Regions from separate parts of the Homo sapiens genome. Here region 1 is linked to region 2. Evidence: chromatin contacts called from ENCODE Hi-C or POLR2A ChIA-PET data. All regions are on one chromosome and are shown on one strand. The core of a region is the stretch at or near the end of the contact, and the rest is flanking DNA. Distances in the headings are between cores, read along the strand shown.

Region 1 (2,700 bases), core at 3-2,502, 760 kb after region 2:
CACCTAACAGCTTTAAAATCAGGTTTTTGGGATCCAATCCTAGAAATTCTAATTCAATAGATGCTAGGAAATATCTTTTTGAAAAGATCGTTAGGTAATTCTGGGAAACAGCCTGCTTTGGGAACCACTGCTATATATATCAATTAAGTTTTGGACTCTTACTAAAATCCCCTGCCACCCTTTAATTTTTATCACCCAGACGGTATCCATACACTGTATTACAGAGACAGAGCCTAGACTAGGATGATGGTCTCAAGGACAAGTTATTTTTTATTCCAACAAATTCTGCAGCAATTCCCTGTTTCCTCTAATTCCACCAGCTGGGGGGAGGGGATGCGCAGGTGGGGCGGGGGGCGGGGAGGCAATCATATTTTTTCAAACATCTCTCAAGCTGAAATAAAACCTCGTATCAAGATAGAGATCAGTTCTCATATTTTTCAAACACTGTGTGACATGGTACACATCACACATAACAAGCATACATTAATCCATCCTGCACCTGATGGATTTTTTACCGGTAAGCTCTTTTTTGGGGGATGCTGTTGCAGAAATATTACTATCAGTAGAGGAGATCCATAACACCATTACTACCAGGAGTCAACAGTGGCCAAGTCTATAAAGCTCTGTGAGAACAAGGAACGTATCTGTCTTGCTCCTTGTAATCCCTAGTAGCTGTTCTTGGGACACAGAAAGGAATTTAGTAACTCCCTGTTTCATCATATTGAACTGGGGCAGTATGGAACACTGCTGACAGGCTGCTGCTGCTGCTGCTGCCAAATCAAATGTTTGGCCAAGGACAATTCCATACATTCCTTGGAAGGAGGCAAGATGGGTGATAGGAAGAACCTGAACACTGGTTGAGAAACGTGGGCTCTGGCTCTATTATCATCAATCCTAAACTGAGCTGCTTCCTATTATATTCGTTTCATTACCTAGACTACAGGACCTCAAGCTTTCTTCAAGTAAATACGGTATCTATGGGAGGCAGAGTCTAAGATGCCCCCAAAGATCCTGGTACACCTGATACTCACACCCTTATGTAGTGCCCTTTCCCGATGAACCAGGGTTGTGTGTGTGACCAACAGAATAAAGCAAAAGGGATGGTATGTCGCTTCTGGGATTAGGTGATAACAGATGTTGTGGCTTCTATCTTGGTCAGCTGGCATGTTTCTGTCTGTGTTTCTAGGACCACTAGCTCTGGGGGAAGCCAGCTGCTATGCTGCAAACAGTCCTAGGGAGAGGACAATGTGGCAGGAAATAGGCCACCTGCCAACAGCCACCTGAATGAGCTCAGAAGCAGATCTTCTGGCCTGCTCAGCTTCAGATGAATGCAGCCTCATGAAAGACCCTGAGACAAAACCACCCAGGTAGGCCTTGCTGGGACTTCTGACCCTCAGAAAACGTGTGTGACAGTAAATGTTTCTGCATTTTAAGGTGGCAAATTTGGGGGTAATTTGTTAACAATAGATAAAAGCCTTAGAAATTAACAAGGTCAGTGGGGCTGGAAGAAGAGGTTCTTACAAGACAACTCTACTTCCCCTTGCTAGCCTTCCTTTTGGTTACCACACATAATTAAGGCACCAATTACAAGCACGGCCTAATAAAATATAAACCCTCCCCCTCGATTTAACTGGAACTGGGAAGAGAAGTGAAAAGGCTTATTATCTAAAGTATAGAATTTGGTTAGGAAAACAATACAACACTTTTGTTACTAGCCTGAGACAAGGGATCTAACATTTACTAAGAGCCTACTACGTAGCTGGCTTTTCAAAGACTCACTAAGGAAATATCCCTATTTTCTAGACGAGGAAACTAAAGTTCAGAGATCTTAAGTAGTTAACTCTAGGTTTATATGGCTTAGGGTAGGCAACTGTTCTGTTTTTCTTGGGGGATTTTCCGGGATGTAAGGCTTTCAGTGCTAAAATCAAAAAATTTTCGGGCACACTGGGAAGACTTAATCACATTACTTACTGTTAAGTAGCTCACAAAGTTAAGTTACTTAAATTTGTAGTTGGTCCAAAACTTGTGCTCTTTACAATTATCACAAGTTGATTTTTTTGTTGATGTTGTTAATTTGGAGACAGGGTCTCGCTCTGTTCCCAGGCTGGTCTGGTTTTCAACTCCAGGGCTCAAGCAATCTGCCTGCCTTGGCCTCCCAAAGTGCTAGGATTACGGGAGTGAGCCACTGCACCCAGCCAATCACACAGTTGATTTTTAAAAGTACATCTTAAAGCTATTATTTGGCAGCTTATGATCTGCAACAAATTTCGAACTGTTACCTACTAAAAAGAAAACCACAAACCCCTCCAGACTTTATCTCACAATACACACAGAAAAGACCGTTGGTTTTTTCTGTGAAAGGGTAAATAATTGCTATTCATATGATACATACTAGCATGGAAATTTTTCAGCTTAAAGGATTCTGCAAATTTCTGTTCCAAAATAGCAACTGAGTCCACAAACGACACTGGTAACTCCCCTCTGTACCTCAACAGACTCTCCAGTGTGGCTAAATGAGCTGACAGGTGACTGGGTGGGCTCTTCACAGAACTTCACATCAAGTCTGGTGCTCTGGCAGGAGAGGTAGGCAGTTACACAATTTTCTCTTCCACAAAAGCCTAGAGACAGCCAACTGACACCACTGGAAACTTCAACATAAACAGCGCTCCTGTGGCTGTCCTACCTGGTAGGTAAGCAAGG
Region 2 (2,700 bases), core at 15-2,514:
CGGCTAATTTTTGTACTTTTAGTAGAGATGGGGTTTCATCATGTTGGCCAGGCTGTTCTTGAACTCCTGGCCTCAAGAGATCCACCTGCCTTGGCCTCCCACCTGCCTTGGCCTCCCAAAGTGCTGGGATTACAGGAGTGTGCCACCATGCCCAACCGAATAGGACACTTTAAACCAGCAAAATTATCCTCCACACACATCCTGGTACTACCCCTCATGAAACGCATGGGAGGCAGACAAATCGCCACTCTTTATGGGCCATCTAATTTCCAAAGGACCAACAGTGTTGATAACCCACTTCAGAAATGGTTTTCTTTAGGCATGACACCCTGGGACTGGCTTCTCACAAACTCAGATCAAGATAAACCACTGTGGTGGACGAACAGTTTCCTGCCTGAGTTTTTCAAGGGGGCCTTTACTGAGGCAGGAGGAGGTGAATATAGGATTTTGAGGACACCACTGGCCTCAGGCTGCAGTGACAAATATGAGTCCTGGCTTCATGAACACTCGATCACATAGCTTTATTATTTTGGAAAAACATATCCGTTATGAATGGGGACTGGCTCTACACTAACCAATAATGTCTCCTAATTAATATCTGATCTGTTTCAGCCCGGAAGGCAAAGGATCTTTTACCTTTATGTGCTCAGAGTGCCACACAGGGTTGCTTGGATGTAGGGATTACGCTGCTAGTCCCTAGCCATTTACCTCCCTTTCACAAAGGGATTCTTTCTAACGTTTTCAGGATAGAGCAGCAACTGGAGTGAGGGTGGGCATGCAGGGGAGGGTGAATGAGGGAGGAGAGAAAGTCTGCAAACAAACGGGCCACTTATCTCCAGGAGTCTTTCTACCTTTTCCTACAGCTGAGTAGCTTGGGGGCAGGTTGTCTGCCAAGCTTCCCTGGCCCGTGTAAACACTCTGGCACCAGCTGGGGTTTGGAATCTGCTGAGTCTCTGCCAGCTGGCAACCTGGAGATGGGTCAGATTAAAGGAATGCATAATGAAGAAGTGGGTGGGAGACAGAGGCTGTATTTACACAGAGGGGGTCTGCAGGGGTCAGTACGGCGCTAGCCAAAGGGGCCTCTGGAAGTGGAAAAATAGGAAGGGAAGAGGAAGGGGTTTCAATGTGCCCAAGCACCATGCCCCACCCAACTGGCCCAAGACTGTTATGTTCATTTATTTTTTTCCTTTTAAAAACTGACTTCTTTGTCCCCTTCTCAGTCCCCCACAGCATCTCCCAAGCCAATTACACACAGCCCTTTGAAAGGTTTGCAGCTGGCCGCTCGAGAAGGCTCAGCGTGATCAGACAACACGGACACTTGATCTTCTGAGATCCCAATTTGGGAACGTTAACACGGAAACCCTAGCCACGTGCTGACAAGCAGGCCCTGGGCCACATTCTGCCCCAGACTGAGCCCTGGCAAGAGGAGAGGGCACAGATAGCCAGCAGTCTCAGGCAGCCATCCTGGCTTCCAGCCTTAAAGAGAGCGAGATTCCAGGCTCCTCCCCCATGCAAAGCCCAGGGGGCACGGATGCAGAGAGGACAGCCCTGGGACAGGACCAACAGGCTCCCCAGCCCTTTCACTACCCCGAGGAGGCAACGAAGACAAGAACAGACTGAAATCTGTTGGGTACTTGGTGGCCACACCTGCTAGGAAGGCCACCTGCAGCTCTACTGAAGCCCATGCAAATAGGTAAAGCTCAAATGGCTGTACATATATTACTAAGAGGAAGCAGAAGGGAGAAAAGTGCAGTGAGGAGGCAAGAGACCTGTTCCCTGACAGCTCAGCCACAAACCCGACGGGCTGCTTCCAGCTGCTCCCATCCACCTCACTGGGCCTCAGAGTTCTCATGTTTTAAGGGTGTTCTCTGAAGTCCCTTTGTATCCACGGATTCTTCCCCATGCTTCTGTGACACGGCTTCACTTCCAGGCTCCCAGTGCAAGCCTCAGCTCTTCTTGCTTTCTTGGAAATCTCTGCTGTAGCAGCCACTTCTATTCCGGCGACACTCAGATCTACTTTTCCTGCTGAAATCTTTCTCCCCAGGATGGGAGGTGGGAGGCTGCATCTTTACCTACATAGTGCATGATTAACTCCCGTTCAACATGCCAAACCTGGTGCCCAGGAGAAAGCTCTATACTTGCCTATGTCCCAGGCTGCAGTCAAAGACTCCCCACCTTTCCTTATAGCCCCTTGTTGGCTTTTTCCTTTACTATTTTATTAAATCCATCATTTCTACTCCCAATGCTGCTAAGAGCTTCATATTCTCATTTGCCACCAGCCTGTAGGAGAGACTTCTAACTGGATCCTCAGCCTCAAGACTCAAAACCCCTTCCTCCCCTCCCACTATCCATAGCTAGAATAGCCAGGCATATACACACAAACATACACGCACACACCACAGCCCCTCCATTGCCTTCTGCTGCTTAAAGGATAATGTCTAACTCTTTAATCTGGCATTCCTAATCCTCCCTGCCTCTCCACATTTGATTATCACAACTTTCCAAACTAATATGATAGTCCTGGATGTCCTAAAGGATATATTAAGGATATTATTCCATTAAATACTCTCCAAGATCAACAAATGTATTTGGTAGAGAAATATGTAACTCATTAATACTATATGAAGGCTCTGACAAGTCCTGCAATAAAGAAACAGTAAAGAAACAGCCTAGCATTTCCCAGGGCAATCTGGCCCAGGA

The links. A loop is a pair of places that touch in the nucleus more often than their neighbours do. ChIA-PET counts read pairs that join two places held with the same protein, here RNA polymerase II (POLR2A).
Region 1: a map with no recorded cell type shows a loop between it and region 2 (2.3-fold over the local background). The contact joins two enhancer-like sites. A Hi-C loop is called at or near these places in 1 of 168 maps with a recorded cell type or tissue (mesothelial cell of epicardium) and 1 of 37 single-sample maps with no recorded cell type. POLR2A ChIA-PET finds 5 or more read pairs at or near these places in 1 of 52 experiments (naive thymus-derived CD8-positive, alpha-beta T cell).

Annotation. Positions count from the first base shown.
Region 1 is chr6:53,308,544-53,311,243 of GRCh38, forward strand. The region is part of intron 1 of ELOVL5 (ELOVL fatty acid elongase 5); the gene reads right to left. Among named protein-coding and RNA genes, the nearest start is that of MIR5685, 33 kb to the left of the region's middle. RefSeq lists enhancers at 1,328-1,437, 1,528-1,577. Within about 2 kb of position 1,253, at least 8 of the 41 ENCODE cell types and tissues checked have a DNase peak (open chromatin) inside an H3K27ac peak, as active enhancers do.
Region 2 is chr6:52,550,712-52,553,411 of GRCh38, forward strand. The region is part of intron 1 of TRAM2 (translocation associated membrane protein 2); the gene reads right to left. Among named protein-coding and RNA genes, the nearest start is that of TRAM2, 25 kb to the right of the region's middle. RefSeq lists an enhancer at 1,506-1,675. Within about 2 kb of position 1,265, at least 25 of the 41 ENCODE cell types and tissues checked have a DNase peak (open chromatin) inside an H3K27ac peak, as active enhancers do.